Regions from separate parts of the Homo sapiens genome. Here all the other regions are linked to region 2. Evidence: chromatin loops called from intact Hi-C (ENCODE). Cell type or tissue: heart left ventricle. All regions are shown on one strand. Links, peaks and the distances in the headings refer to the core of each region. The heading gives the core; the rest is flanking DNA.

Region 1 (5,153 bases), core at 783-4,782, 170 kb before region 2:
ACAGGCATAGCTGGTATATCCCACCGCCAGGAAAGGAGGATGGCTGCTAATATGAAAGTATTTAAGTTATGTATGCATAGACAATACACACACAACAAAAAACGTGGGTATTCAGTGAAAGGTAAGTATGTGTGTATGGGATTTCAAGATATGTTCTTAAAATTACTAGTCAAAAGGCATGTGCCTTTTAAAATTTGAGCAATTGACCTCACCTCCAAAGAGGTGGTAACAATTTTTACTTTCACCAAAGATATATGAGAATACCTATTCTCTATGGCGTTACCAAGCTTCTTGATTTATGAGTTAGGTTGAACATCTGTACAAATGAAACATTCTGGAAATGTCTATATGTTCTTTGTATATTTTTTCTATCAGGTTCTTGTGTGTTTGTTTTTTAAGGAAATTGGAACTTTTCTGGTCATAGGTATTGTAAATATTTTTTCCCAAATTACAGTTCATGCATTTTTGTTAGGGAGAAATTTTAAGATAGCCAAGCTTCTCTGTATTTTATGGCTTCTAAGAAGCCATAAAGCTTAGAAAGGTATTTCTCACTTTATCTTTTTTGCTGTTCACTTAAATTCTGTATCAGTCTAGATTGTGTATTACACAGTCAAGTAGGCTCCCAGCCTCCCTGGAGATGGTCATCCAGTTGCTATATATATATATATAAAATAAATCAGTTTTAGACTTTTAAATCACAGTTGTTTTACAATATGTTTTACTACCTGGTAGAACTGTCCTTTGCTGCCATTACTGTTTTTCTAGAATTTTCCTGGATATTAGTATGTTTCTTTCCCTGTGTGAACTTTAGCATCAGTTTATCCAATTAAAAACAATTCCTATTGGTAATTTTTAAGTATCAGGAAAAATTAATCAAATAAAAATCAATAGCTGTATAATATGGAATCATTTTGTTTTAGAACAGGATCTATCAACCCATGGTGTTAATTTTGAAATTTTGTTCTAACAATTATTATACTTCCCTTGTATTTATTATTGCTACCATTGTAACTGAAATAGGTGTTTTTTTGCACTATATTCCCTCCCTGGTGGTTTCAACATTAATTTTGTTCTCAACCACCTTACTAAAATCTTGCTTTGTTTCTAAGTTATTCTGGTTGGTTTGCTTAGATTTTTCGGGTGTGCAATCATATCATCTGCAAATAGTGATAATTTTTCTCTTCATTTTCAATTTTTATACCTCATTTTTCTTTTCTAATTACATCTGTTAGTACCTAAAATCAATGTTAAGATAATAGCCATTTAAAAATTTTAGTAGTGTAAATACTTGTAGTGATTCTCAGCATTAAGACTAGTGATAGTTTTAGGTTTGAGTTCGTATTGTAACATGTGATTTTTAGCATGGTTTCCTTACAACACAGAGCCTATGTGTTAATGCTTGCCTGGAGGTAACAGTGCCAGAGCTGGTCACCTGGCCACATGGGACATCTCTGGATAGACTGCCCTTACTCTTGCAGTTGCTGAAAGCCAGAACCCCTTCCTGTGGCACAGCATCCAGGAAATGCTACCTTTTATAATCCAGATGAAATTTGTTTCTCCTTTACTCTGAAAGCATCTTAAAACAAGAAGTCAACAAAATGTATTTTACAAGCAGTTTCTCTCATGGAACAAGCAGCAAGACCAGGTAGCATTGTGCAGTCTACAGGGTAAGAGTTGTAAATGGTTGCTTAGATACTTTATATGCAAGTGTGGGGCCTGCAGAAAGAGGCAGTATCAGCCAAAGATAAGAACTCAGAGAACCAGAACTCCTCTGCCAAGGACAGGATGAACCATGAACAAATAGCAGAACTCCCAGAGCCACAAGGTCTGCAAAGGCAAATCATGGTAAAACTCTGAAGAATGAATGAGGTCACTTTTCATTTTGCTTAGAATGAAACTAACTTCTTTTCTATGACATGCATTTTGCCGCTGAGGACCCAGAGGCTGGGACAGGTGAATTCAGCTAGGAGGTGGCAGAGCCTAGATACAAAGTCTCATCAGTGCTTCTCCAGATCTCTTCTGTATCTTCATAGTTGTCCCTCAAAGCCTATTTTACTTTCCTGGGGGTGGTGAGGTCTGAAGTAACCATTCCTATCCATCCTTTCCTACAGGAAAACCTAGGCTATATAAGTATTTGTCACCTCTGGTTAGTTCGTCTGTGGATTCAGAACACTTCCCCACTAATAAGCCTTGGCTGATTACTTGCTTCCTGATAGAAAGGAAAAAGTCCATTACACCACCTATTAGATACTTGGTATTTGCTTGAGTTGGTACTAGAAAGAAAAATTTCTATGCAATGCAAGTGGCCCCCAAATACTATTTTAAGTGCATTGTGGTATGAGGTTTGTTTTTTAACTAGTAACACTAATGGCCCGAATTTGTTTTCTTGCATAGTAACAGCATATGGAACAATTCCACTCCCAGGTGTGTCATTGTCTACATTTCACATCAAGAGTGAAGTCAATCATTAGCGATTATACTCCATACCATCTGGAAGCTGACTTTCAGAAATTATTTTTTAGGTCTCCCTTGCCAGAATGAAATGAACAGAATTCAGAAGCTGAGTAAGGGGAAAAGCCTGTTGGGTAAGTACAATTTCTTGCCACTCATTTAAACAACTAATTAAGCCAGCCATGTCCCTTGTAATGATCAGCATGGCAATGGTTATTCAATTAGGGCTAGTGTTTCATGAAAGAAATGCCTTGTTTTAACCCCAGGCAGAGCTCTTCCAGGCAGCTGGACATAAACAGAGGACTGGCTGGTTGAAAACTGCTGTGTGTTCCTTCGGCAGGAAGAGAGGTCAGCCAGGGCCGAAGTCCAGCACCTTCCCCACTGCTAACTCCTCCCTGATCTTAGGCTAAAACAAATCTTGGCTTTTTCTAAGTAAGATCATTGAATGGTGCTCTCAAGTGCTCAAACTATAAGGTCTAAAAATTATAGCATTTCCTCCATTCCCCGGATAGGATTGTCTGTTGAAGGAGGCAGATGGGCTGTACTCTCTTCAGAATTTATCAAACAGGGTTGAACGACATGTATGTGCTTAAGCCTATTTCTACCTTCACCTAATCCCTCCAGGAAAGTATGCAGGCTGTTTGGACACCACGGAAGCAAGTGGGTTGAGTGAATGTGTGTTCCCCTAACATGCACAACTTGCAGTCCTCTCAAAGTGTCCCCTTTAGCTCCAAGCCTGCCTTTCTCCAGCACGTGGAGGAAGTCCTGGCATTTGTCATAGAAACACTGGCCATTCTCATTGGTTTGCTGAAGAAAGGAGGAGCCTGCTTTGCTTTCCTTGCTTTTAAAAAAAGAGGTGTCAGCTGCAACACAGTAATACAGAATTATTCCCGTGAAGCATTCAGAGGCAGATGCATTCCCCAAGCAGCCTGCCATTTCAGAAGTTTCTCTATTCATTTGAAGGAAATGAATAGAGAAGGAAATGGGCAAGTTTTCTTGCAGATTGTCAAATGTAGGCAGTCTATGAATTCCGGTGATTTTCTTCTCTTAGGATTTTTTGAGTTATTTCAAAATGCATGTAGACTTCCCCAAAGTTGTCAGGATTTCGAACTCTTTAGGCCTACATTCTTCTGCTGAGTAAAAGGACATAAAGATATATTTCTGGTCTGAAGGCAAAGTGGCTGGATCCCTCCTCCATAGGATTTTCTAGTGCAAAGACTTGTGTTTGTTTATTGATCTCATTTCTCCATGTGGGATATTATTTTGAGTGACGTACCTATGATCTGCAGGTAGTTGTAGAATTAGTACATTGCTGTTTATTAAAACATACATTGCCTCATTGGTAAGGGTCACCTGTGATAAGATGTCTCATTTACCCCAGTGCACATGAATGAAATGCCTACCTTTCTGTTAAAATAAATCCCATTTTGTTTTAAAGCTTGCTTTATCACATTTCCCACATATGGAGATTACTCCAGCTGACTCAGAAAAAATGCCATTTGCTTACAAATTCTTTATGTAGTCAGGGGTATACAGAGTCAAATAAATAAAACAATCAACAAATTATTATCAGCTATAATTATTGCATTGTAGTTTTAGAGCAGCACCTGCTTCTTACCAACCCAGGGCCTCAGCCCATTTTTTTTTTTTTTTTGGTCCAAGGAGGAGCCAGCTCTCTACATGTTCACTTTCTCTGCAGTCCTTGATTGAGAATCTGTTCACAAATCTCTTTTTGGGCTACTGACCGCATCTACATTTTCCTTCTTTTCTATCTACTGTTCTTTGAAAACTGATAGCATGCAATGGCGTACACTCCTTAATGAGAGGGTGGATACCACTAAGCTTCTAACTGTGGCATCAGCAGCCTTTCCTAAGTGATAGACATGGTGTTCCATGGTCTCATTTAATCTCTGAGAATATGATCATCTTGGTATAGCCTGGTGAGTAGCATGTTCTAGACTAGACCCTAGAGTCACCTGGGTCTGGGTTGAAGTCTTGGTTCAAAATAGGAGAAATCTGTCCCTCCCATGCCACACTTTTATTCTGGGATTGTTCCACTAAATAAAAGGCAAATTTGAAAATGTAAGCACGCTCACAAAATCAGAAATTAAATTAGGGCATAGAAAGCTACAGTGGAAGGCAGGAACCTCTGTTTTCAGGAGGCTGATGTAGATGGTGTTACCACCCAGGTTACACAAAGAGGAAGAATTCTTCCATAGAAGATGCACACTATCAAGAAACACACCTACCCTGTAAGGAAAACCAAAACTAAAAACTATTATAAATAAAGATTACCCACAGTACAATGAGAATCAGTATCTTCAAAGTGCCAAGGGGAAATAATTATGAACCTACAATTTAAAATTTATCCCAGTGATCATTCAAGTGTGATGACAGAGGTACTCTGGTACTCTGAAACCATCTAAGATTCAGTCAGCTTACTAACCCCAGACTCACTTAAATATCACTAAAGGATTTATTCTACCAAACAAATGATCCCAGAAAGAACTATTCAGATGCAATAATGAAAAAGAAATGACAATTCTGCTAAGACCAATAAAAATAGTTATATGGCAACCTGGAATTAAAATTCCAGACAATTGGGGGAAGTGAGAAAAAGGTGGTAAGAATGTGTTAAGCTTCTAGTTTGTTCATGAAAAAAAAAATCTGTATAGATTAACTGTAGATTTTACTAGGAAAAA
Region 2 (5,153 bases), core at 364-4,363:
ATGATTAAGGGTATATAAGGAAAGATTGGCCTGGCAAGGATATTTGCCATTTATTGAAGCCTCCTGGGTGCCAGACCACATCCTACTGCTTTATGTCTACCACAACGGTCTCATAAAATCCCCATAAACTATGTATTATTGCCATCATTTTTCAGAGGTGAAAACTGAGATGCATACAGATTCAATAGTATGCTCAAGATCATACAGCAGGTAAGTATGAGTAAACCAAAAACATCAGTTCATTCTATTAGGGCTACTTTCCTTTCCCTCTGTTCCTTTTCCCTGAATTAGTAGGAATGGAAGTAGGGCTAGGTGATTTTTCCCTTGATCAGCTTCTCTCTGCTGGTGTAGATTGTTCCCTGCCTACCTTCCACTCTGTTCTGTGCCTAGGAACTTGATCTCTGTGTGTTGCTTCAATGGGCCCCCTTGCCTGCTGGCTTCTGTTTGAGGTCAGCCAATGGAAGTCACCTGCAGGAGACCAGATGACAAAAGGAGAGTTATGCTGGTGTTTATGTCCTTGCCTCCCTCTCTACTGAGTTCTCCGGGTTGGCTGTGTGCCTTGAACCCAGGCTACAGTTTCCATCAGGTGGCACTCTCCATAGAGCTCTTTCTCTGGGTTCCACTAACATCACATCCATTTGTAGTACTGGAGTACTGCACCATCCCTAGTTTCTTCTTTAAGCCCAATCCATGCCTTTGTTAAAAAAGTGTGCAGTACTCATGCTGAATGATGTTGTAGACCCCTTTGGGTTACATGGCCAAAGATTTAAAGTAGAACAAATTGATCTGGCTTCTGGACGTGTTAACCTGAGAACAGGAATAGACAATGTGTACCAAGAGCCTGCAAGGGTAGAAGGAAACAGAGATGAGCTCAGAGATGCCTAAGGGTCTCTAGTCTAGCAGGGGAGGCAGATGTGGAAGGGGTTGACCACACCATAGTATGTCAGGCATTAGACCAGAACTCTGCCCACGACCTGGCAGATAACCTGGAAGGCATGTGGCTGGGGTGGGCTTCAGATTCTGCATGCTTTCTCTTTAATACATAGGTCTCCCATATCTAGGTTTCTCTAGAGTGTGTGGGAAAAAACTCTGGAGTCTGTGCCTCAGTCATTCAAATAGATCCTGTGATTCTGGGGTCTGGCCTGAGAGAAGGCACATGCCTGACAAGTTTTAATGGTGTCCCCAGCTGGCACTAATAGTGTGTTCGCTGTACTCTTAGATACTATTTTTGCTAAGCACTTGGAAGTCCTTAATCCTGCCCTTTCTACCCTCCCTTTCTTTGAGGCCCCAGAGGGAGCGAGGAATATGGGAAAATGCCTGGAAAAAATAAAATATAACAAATAAAACAATATGTTATCAGCTGTGGTGTTTCCCTCCATCCCCAAAGCAGAGAACTCTAGTAAACTGGTAAACACGTTTTTCTTAAGCTAGTTAGGCCTAATGAACTTCAGACCGAGGATTGATCCAATGCAAACCCATCCGCTGCAGGAGGAATGTAACCAGAGAGAAGTGGTAGCAGAAGAAAGGGCTTGGGTTCCAGTACTTAGCTCAGAGCTGTCCTGGACCTCAGGGGAGGCAGATGTCCTGGGCTAGCCCATCTAGCAGGAGAAATAGAGGACACCCAGAGAGAAAAAGATGTTGTCTGGATAGGTCTGCTTCCCTCTCTGCCACCAAAAGGGAAGATGTAAAATCGATGCAGGAATAGAAAACCAAATTCCACATGTTCTCATTTATAAGTGGGAGCTAAGCATTGGGAACATGCAGACACAAAGATGAGAACAATAGACACTGGAGACTACTAAATCGGGGACGGGGAAAGGGGTGAAAGCGGAAAAGCTGGCCGGGCGCGGTGGCTCACGCCTGTAATCCCAGCACTTTGGGAGGCAGAGGTGGGCAGATCATGAGATCAGGAGATCGAGACCATCCTGGCTAACACAGTGAAACCCCGCCTCTACTAAAAATACAAAAATTAGCCGGGCGTGGTGGCGGGCGCCTGTAGTCCCAGCTACTCGGGAGGCTGAGGCAGGAGAATGGCGTGAACCCGGGAGGCGGAGCTTGCAGTGAGCCGAGATCGCGCCGACAGAGGGAGACTCCGTCTCAAAAAAAAAAAAAAAAAAAAAAAAAAAAAGAAAGCGGAAAAGCTGACTCTCAGGTACTATGGTCACTCCCTGGGTGACGGGATCATTTGTACTCCAAACTCCAGCGACACACTATTTACCCATGTAACAAACCTGCGCGTGTGCCCCGTGAACCTAAAATAAAAGCTGAAAGAAAAAAAAGAATTGCGCTGTGTGCCAACCCTTTAACTCATAGTGATTCTACTCACAGAGGCCTAGAATCCATGTTAGCATTCTTCCTTCTCGGGAGGAGTGAGCAGGAGGGAAGCATGGGGCTTCCTAAGGACCTGTGGCCCTTCCTTTGCTCTATGGCTGAGGAGCTCATGACCGTCTGATCCTCCTGCAGATAACTAAACTGGACAAAGCATCCAAAACCGACGATCTGCAGGCACAGGAGACTGGAGAGTGAACACCATCAGGCAGATTCTGGAGCGGGGATGACACTCAGAACAAAGGAATGGTGTGGTGTGAGACTGCGGTTTGTATGGGGTTTTTGACTCTAGAGCAAACTGAAATCTGCATTCTGTAGGGTGGCTAAAAGTCTGCTACAAACTCCATATTCTTTCCAATTCAAAAAACTAGATGTCTGAGTTTAAGGTCACCACACATACCCAAAAGTAAGGGAGCAATCCCTGAATGGAGAGAACCAGAGAAAGAGGGCCCCAGATTTTGCGTATAAGCTCTGCCAAGTCTGCATGAGCCCTGCAGCATGTGCTCCCAGAAGAGACTCCAGGAAAGCTTAGGGCCGCTGCCAAACAGACAAAGCTTGTAGTCTGAGTTTAATCAATTGCATTATCTTCTGGGGATAGGGAGGAAGTACTCTTCAGGATATGACCGGATAAAACATAATCAATCTCCCAAATGTAACGTTCACAAGTTCCAAGACATAATCCCAAACCACAAATGAGTAACTAGCAATATCTGACCTAAAAGCCTGGGCCTCTTGCTTCATTATCGAAGCTAGGGCCAGCTTTTCTCAAAGTGGGGGTCCCTGGGACCCTTTCAGGGTCCATGAGGTCAAACTATTTTTATAATAATGCTAAGTTGTTATCTGCCTTTTTCTTTTTCATTTTCTTGCAAGTGTACAGTGGAGTTTTCCATGAGCTATATATATGACATATGTTAAAACAGATTGAATATAAAAGTAGTTATGAGAATCCAGCTCACTTCTATTAAGCTAGATATTGAAGAGGTTTGCAAAACTGTGAAACAATGCTATTTTTCTTACTAACTTTTTTCCTAATTTGGAAAATCTAGTTATTTTTCATAAAAAAGATGAGCTTATCTTAAATAAATTAATAAAATATTTTTTAAATTTCTAAACTTTCATTTATAATGTGGTAAATATAACTATTACCCACATAAACAAAAATTCTTAGAGATCCCCGGTAAGTTTGAAGAGGATAAGTGGTTCTGGGACCACAGAATCTGAGAACTGCTGGTATGAGGCAGTTATTCTCAAACTTCAACATACATCAGAGTCACCTGGGCAGCCTGTCAAAACAGATTGCTGGGTCCCATCTCCAGAGTTTCTGATGGAGGAGGCCTGGGTAAGACTTAAACATATTCATTTCTAACAAGTTCCCAGCTGATGCTGATCCAGGACCCTCTCAGGTGTAAGAGATGTTGTGTGTGTAGGACAGACACCCCCAACCCCCTTGCAGCACCAAGGCATTTATTTCCCAGCTGCCTCAACTTCTAGGTGGCTCACAGCTGAGTCTGTCCTTAGGCATTGCCCTGGGAAGAAGGGGTTTCCTTGTCCAGTGTTACATCTCCTCAGGGATCGATGCTACATCACACTCAGCGACTGAGTGATGTGGGCACACAAAGGCCCAGCCTCTTTGCCTCCATGTGTGATGATTCTGGAAAATCTTTCAGCTTTGGAGCTCCCCTGGGATCAGCTGGGGTCCTCTTTTCAGGTACATCTCAGTTTAACATCTCCCCCTGCTCAGTCCTGCTGCCTTCACTCCCTCACAGTTGTTCCCAATAACATTCTCTAATAAACACATATCTCCATGACAGAGTCCCCCACATCTGACAAAGGACTACTTTGTCAGAGGACTTAATCTGTAACAAATGGTGAGAGCATGGGCCTGCTTTGTAGACTTCATAGTCCCCAGTCTTTCTTTTTATTTTATTTTTTTAAATTTTTCCATAAGTTATTGGGGTACAGGTGATATTTGGTCACATGAGGAAGTTCTTTAGTGGGGATTTGTGAGATTTTGGTGTACCCTTCACCCGAGCAGTATACACTGCACCATATTTGTAGTCTTTTATTCCTCACTCCCCTCCCACTCTTCCTCCCAAGTCCCCAAAGTCCATTGTGTCATTCTTGTGTCTTTACTTCCTCAGAGCTTAGCTCCCACATATCAGTGAGAACATACAATGTTTGGTTTTCCATTTCTGAGTTACTTCTCTTAGAATAATAGTCTCCAGTCTCATCCAGGTCACTGAAAATGCTGTTAATTCATTCCTTTTTATGGCTGTGTAGTATTCTATCGTAAATATATACCATAGTTTCTTTATTCACTTGTTGATTGATGGGCATTTGCGTTGGTTCCACTATTTTGCTATTGTGAATTGTGCCGCTATAAACATGTGTGTGCAAGTATATTTTTTGAATAATGACTTCTTTTCCTATGGGTAGATACCCAGTAGTGGGATTGCTGGACCAAATGGTAGTTCTACTTTTAGTTCTTTAAGGAATCTCCACACTGTTTTCCATAGTGGCTATACTAGTTTACACTCCCACCAACAGTGTAGAAGTGTTCCCTGTTCACTGCATCCACACCAACATCTACTGTTTTTTTTTTAAATTTTTTGATTAGGCCCATTCTTGCAGGAATAAGGTGGTATCACATTGTGGTTTTGATTTGCATTCCCTGATCATTAGTGATATTGAACATTTTTTCATGTTTGTTGGCCATTTGTATGCCTTCTTTTAAGAATTGTCTATTCATGTCTGTAGGCCGCTTTTTCATGGGGTTATTTATTTTTTTCTTACTGATTTGAGTTCGTTGTGGCTTCTGGATAGTA
Region 3 (5,153 bases), core at 783-4,782, 180 kb before region 2:
TGTTATTCTTTATATCACAAGCATCTCCTCAGGCTTAAAAAACGCACAACAATACAATTCTAACATATTATGCAGACAGTTGGGATATGAGAAGGGGAACATAAATTTATTGAGTTCCTGCTATATGCCAGTAGCTGTGAGCTATGTTTTACTAATATTGTCTCATCTTATTCCATGTAGTGATGCTATGAGCTAAGCTTTATTACACCATTTTGCAGATGGAAAAATTGAAGTTTACAAAAGGCAGTAAAAGGGTGATTCTATTCAGTCAGTAGGTGTGTATTGAGAACTTTCTTCATGCCAGGAACTGACTGGGTTAGATGCTGGGTCCCCAGTGCTGGGCAGAGTCAGGGCATGTTTTATGTTGCTATGATCTAGGGGAGAAATGGGCACTGAACGAGATGGGTGTTATGAATGCTATCAGAGAAACAAGGCATTGGGAGCATAGAAAAGAGAAATCTCAAGTTTGAGGATTAGGGAAGTCCTCTAAGAAAATGTCACTTTAAAGCCAAGATCTGATGGAGGAATTGGCATTAGCAAGGCAGTGGGAAGAGGTGTTTGTTTCCCAATAGAAGAGCATGTCGGAGGGGCAGTAAGGCCAGAGCGTGAAGGTTGAGGAGGAGCAGATACAGAAGAGAGATTTGGTTTTTCAGTGAGTGTGTCCTGCAGGCCATTTAGCTCACATTATGGAGTTTAGACTTAACCTACAGAATAACTGGGAGCCTCTGAAGTGTCTCAAACAGGAGAGTGACTTGATCAAATGTCCGTTTTGGAAATATCACTTTGGCTGCTGGATGGAGAAGGGAACATGGCGGGGGAGGGAGGGGGCAAGATGGGAGACCAATTAGGAGCCTGTTCCAGTTGTCCTGGTGGGAGGTAGTGGTGGCATTGGAGACTAGAATAGAGGCAGTGGAGATAAGAAGCAGTGAACTTTTTCACTGTGAACCAGGACAATTCCCAAGTGTTTGCCCTGAGAATATATGAGTATTTGCTGGTACCATTTTCTGACTATGGGAAGAAGCAGATATGAGGCTGGGGAGTGGATCCCAGAGACGTGGCTCACACACCAGCCCATTGGAGCAGATGGAGATTGTGTAAAAATGATACGTCATAACGTGTAGAAACAGTAGGGTAAATGGGGAAACATCATTGAGAAGTAGTGTGTCTGGAGTTGGTTCTTTCCAGTGGGCTCATGGTCTCACTGACTTCAAGAATGAAGCCGTGGACCTTTGCAGTGAGTGTTACTGCTCTTAAAGATGGCACAGACCCAAAGAGTAAGAGGTAGCAAGATTTATTGTTAAGAGCAAAAGAACGAAGTTTCCACAGTGTGGAAGGGGAACCGAGAGGGTTGCCGCTGCTGGCTGGGGTGGCCAGCTTTTATTCCTTTATTTGTCCCCTCCCATGTTCCATTTCTGTCCTATCAGAGTGTCCTTTTTTCAATCCTCCCTGTGATTGGCTACTTTTAGGATCCTGCCAATTGGTAATTTTACAGTCCTCTTGCTAGCTACAGAGTGCTGATTGGTACATTTTTACAGAGCACTGATTGGTGCATTTTATAATCCTCTTGTAAGACAGAAAAGTTCTCTGAGTCCCCACTCGACCCAGGAAGTCTAGCTGGCTTCACCTCTCAGTAGGATGCTGAGAAGAAAACTGGGAGCACAAGAGCAATGAAAAGCAAGCTGAAACCAGGATGGAGGGCGGGAGGGAATGTAATTGAAAATGGGAGAATTAGAGGGCTAGCTGGCACGTGTCCATCCAGGAGGGTGAGGAGAGCACAAGAAAGCAGGTCTTGGTCTTCGTGATTAATCCAAATCCTCTCCCAAGAAAGCACCGTCTTTTCCTCTGAAGAGTCTGATGCTGGTAGCCCAAGTGCCCTGCTCCTCTCGCCAGGACCCCTCTCCAGAAATTGCCGGGATTGCCACAGGGTAGAATGCCAGAATGGCACCAGAATAGTAGGGGGATATATGACTATATTTTTCACCCCACGAACATTACTTTTCCCTAGGAATGTACTAAGTGTGTGGGATGTATCCTCTGGGTCCCCACTTCTGAAAGCTTCAGTCCCCTGTTCACACCTTTATTGGGGGCGATGATGAGCACCTTAAAAGGCAGGCACTTTTCTCCCATCACCAGCCTGTGTGTTGTGGCTAGAATACCAAATTTGAACAAATAGCCCTCTGCAGGCTGTTGCCTTTGATTATTTCCTTCTTTGGGATGTATCAAGCTCCAGGCAACCTGTGCCTGACTTTCTTCTCATACAGACCATTCGGTTGAAGACCTTGTGAGTGAACAGGGCCCAGTAACTGAGAGCCTCCTCTTTCCATTTCGGGTTTCTGATCTCTCTCGACCCACACCAGTGGCTCCCTGCTAGTGGACTTGTCCCTGAGTGACAGATTCATTCTTTCAGGATTTCAGTGCCTGATCCGATCAGACATCCAAGACTTGTGTACTTTGGGGAGCCTGTGGAAAATCTAGCAGTCTTGTAAAGATACAGATTACCTGCACATCTGTCAGGGTTTAGTTAAACACGACTGACTAATTCATCTTGAAGCATGAGATTTCCTCTGCATGTTGACTTGGCAATTTTCTCTGTTCAGAGAACATTTAGAATAGATGGTGCGCATGGCAATAGAGAAAAAATAGAGGCTATTAGTTTCCCATTTTCAAATGTGAAATTGACTACGGAATGCACAACCTATTTTCCTCAGAAAAACAGGCCACATTCTCTCCTGCTTAGAGCAGGGCAGTGTCAGAAAAGTGAAAACCTAGGGCCCCGAGGTTCTGAGTTGGATCCAATAAGTGTGTTGGGAGGGCCTGCTCCTGAGGATCTGCCTTGGCACCTGGGCTAAGCCAGGATTCTCCACCTTCATAACAACTAAACAACTACCTTCCCTGCTATTTGGGAGCATGGCTTAGCAAGAGATGCTGGTTCCTGGCTTGTGGGGGCTTATCTTCTTTCTCAGCTCATCTTAAACAGTTGAAGGGGAGAAGTACGGGAACAAACTTGGATGGCAGAATATCATGATGATGCTCCAGAAAGTTAGCCCAAAATGATCGCTAACCTGATTCAGTGCTGCCCAGCACGACACCCTGCTGCGGTGGGAAGATTCTGCGTCTGTGCTGTCCAGTGTGGAGGTCACTAGCTGTGTGGGGCTGTTGAATGCAGTGGTGCAACTGAGGAACTATCTATTAGATTTTTTAAATTTTGATTTTTGAGACTGAGTTTCTGCTCTTTTTGCCCAGGCTGGAGTGTACTGGCACAATCTCAGCTCACCGCAACCTCCGCCTCCCAGGTTCAAGCGATTCTCCTGTGTCAGCCTTCCAAGTAGTTGGGATCACAGGCATGCACCACCATGACTGGCTAATTTTGTATTTTGAGCAGAGACAAGTTTTCACCATGTTGGCCAGGCTGGTCTCAACCTTCTGACCTCAGGTGATCCACTGCCTCTCAAAGTGCTGGGATTACAGGCGTGAACCACCGCACCTGGCCTAAATTTTAATTAATGTAAATAGCCATATATGGCTAATTGCAGCTTACTAGATAACACAAGCAACTATTTTATGTGGCTAAAGCCAGTTGTGTGTAGGTGGATTTGTTGTTGGCTTTCTGAATGCTGTGATGCTAGCCCTAATGTTACCTATAAATGTTCAGTTTAAAAATAGCAATAGTAATAATAATCAAAATCATAGGTGGCACATACTAAGTAATTACCATATATCATGTACTTTGCTAAGAACTTTATATACATTGTCTGATTTATACTTATATAACCATATTATCCGAAGTTTTACAGATAAGGAAGCCGAGGTGCTGGAGGCTGACTTGTCTCAGGTCACCCAGCCAGTGAGTGGCAAAGCTGGGATTCATTCCAGCCAGCGCGACTCCTGAGAAGTTATTCTTTGCTCCCTGTCGAGACATTTCTCAGTGTTGTTTCCTGGCTGGTGTTTTAAAATACAGCCAAACCCTGATTATTAAAAGCAAGGCAGTGTTTTAAGGTCATTAAAAACTGGGGTATAAACACTGGACATGCATTCATTCCATGCTTTGCAGAGTGTAGAGTCTGGATCCTACCTGGACAGAAGGCAGCGTCGTAAATGAGAGTCCCCAGGTTGCAGAGACCCAGTCAGGGCCTGGTCACCTCTCCTCTAATATGGAGGGTGGGGAAAGACCTTTTCTGCCTGAGCTCTGGGAAGCTCGGTTCTCCATCAAGCCTTAGGGTGAGAAATGGGCTTGCCTGATAAGCATATGTGGATGATAAAAATGAGGAGAGGATCTGCATGGTATTTTCTTCTGGAGAAGTTTCACCTAGTCTTTTGCAAGGCAGGCCGATGGGGGCTGATCACCTTAATTCAATCAGGTCCTGCGTTGGTTGAAGGCTAGCTTGGAGTTTTGGTGAGGCTGTGTCTACTCCTTTTTCATCACTGTCCCTATGGCTTCCAGTGAAGACCCCAGGGATTCCCCCAGGCTCCCTCTGCACTGGTAGGTTCTGAGCCCTAATCTGTGTCTCTTCAGCACCATGAGATATTCAGAACTTGGCTGTGCCTTGTAACAGCATTTCTGCTTAACTCCTTAGCAGTGTGCTCCTGTAGCTTTAGAATATGGGAGAAGTTACAGATGTGGGGCTCTGTTCTTTGCCCCCTTTTACTCATTGGAATTTTGACTCCTCAGATCTTTCATTTCTGTCTCTCCAGATACTAAAGACCCCAAATGCATTGCTGGGTTCTCTAGGTCTTGGTAGCAGCCTACTGCTTGGACCCTTTGCAGGTTTTCTCAGTACCAAGAATTAGCGTATGCCCTGAGGGAAGAGGGAGGGGCTAGGGAAAGTCAACTCCCTTCTCTGCACCATTTTTATTCCTTTGGGATTTCTTTCCTCAAGTTTTAGCACTCTACAAGACCTTCAAATAGCTTGCACCTACCTACTCACCTGCCCACCCATCCATCTGTCTGGATTTTCTTGTTCTCAGGAGTATCTGTCTGCCCCAGTGATTCTGTCTTACCCTAAGAAATGACTAAATAGTTATAGATGGGCTGAAAGGACTGTTTCATGGAGAAGGCATCCATCTGTTTACAGTGGAAAGTCAAGAATGAGACCACTGGAAGGCTAGCAAAATAGGCCCAATCCCCAAATCCAAACCTTGGGCTAAGACAAAAT

Evidence for each region. A loop is a pair of places that touch in the nucleus more often than their neighbours do. Peaks named below come from ENCODE experiments on the same cell type or tissue, not always from the same donor. Only the 100,000 strongest peaks of a DNase experiment are listed, where the experiment ranks them.
Region 1: a loop joins it to region 2, with 2.8 times the contacts of the local background. A loop is called at or near these places in 8 of 110 quality-filtered maps.
Region 3: a loop joins it to region 2, with 2.4 times the contacts of the local background. A loop is called at or near these places in 8 of 110 quality-filtered maps.

The regions. Positions count from the first base shown.
Region 1 is chr5:136,982,572-136,987,724 of GRCh38, reverse strand. It overlaps SPOCK1 (SPARC (osteonectin), cwcv and kazal like domains proteoglycan 1), which reads left to right. Exons shown (of 11, transcript NM_004598.4): 9 at 2,523-2,585. Among named protein-coding and RNA genes, the nearest start is that of CTB-1I21.1, 250 kb to the right of the region's middle. In heart left ventricle, for the core only: no CTCF peak of the experiment used is centred there; no DNase peak of the experiment used is centred there; H3K27ac peaks cover 1,425 bases.
Region 2 is chr5:136,812,575-136,817,727 of GRCh38, reverse strand. No RefSeq gene overlaps it. Among named protein-coding and RNA genes, the nearest start is that of CTB-1I21.1, 80 kb to the right of the region's middle. In heart left ventricle, for the core only: no CTCF peak of the experiment used is centred there; no DNase peak of the experiment used is centred there.
Region 3 is chr5:136,993,068-136,998,220 of GRCh38, reverse strand. All of the region lies in intron 6 of SPOCK1 (SPARC (osteonectin), cwcv and kazal like domains proteoglycan 1), which reads left to right. Among named protein-coding and RNA genes, the nearest start is that of CTB-1I21.1, 260 kb to the right of the region's middle. In heart left ventricle, for the core only: no CTCF peak of the experiment used is centred there; no DNase peak of the experiment used is centred there; H3K27ac peaks cover 1,554 bases.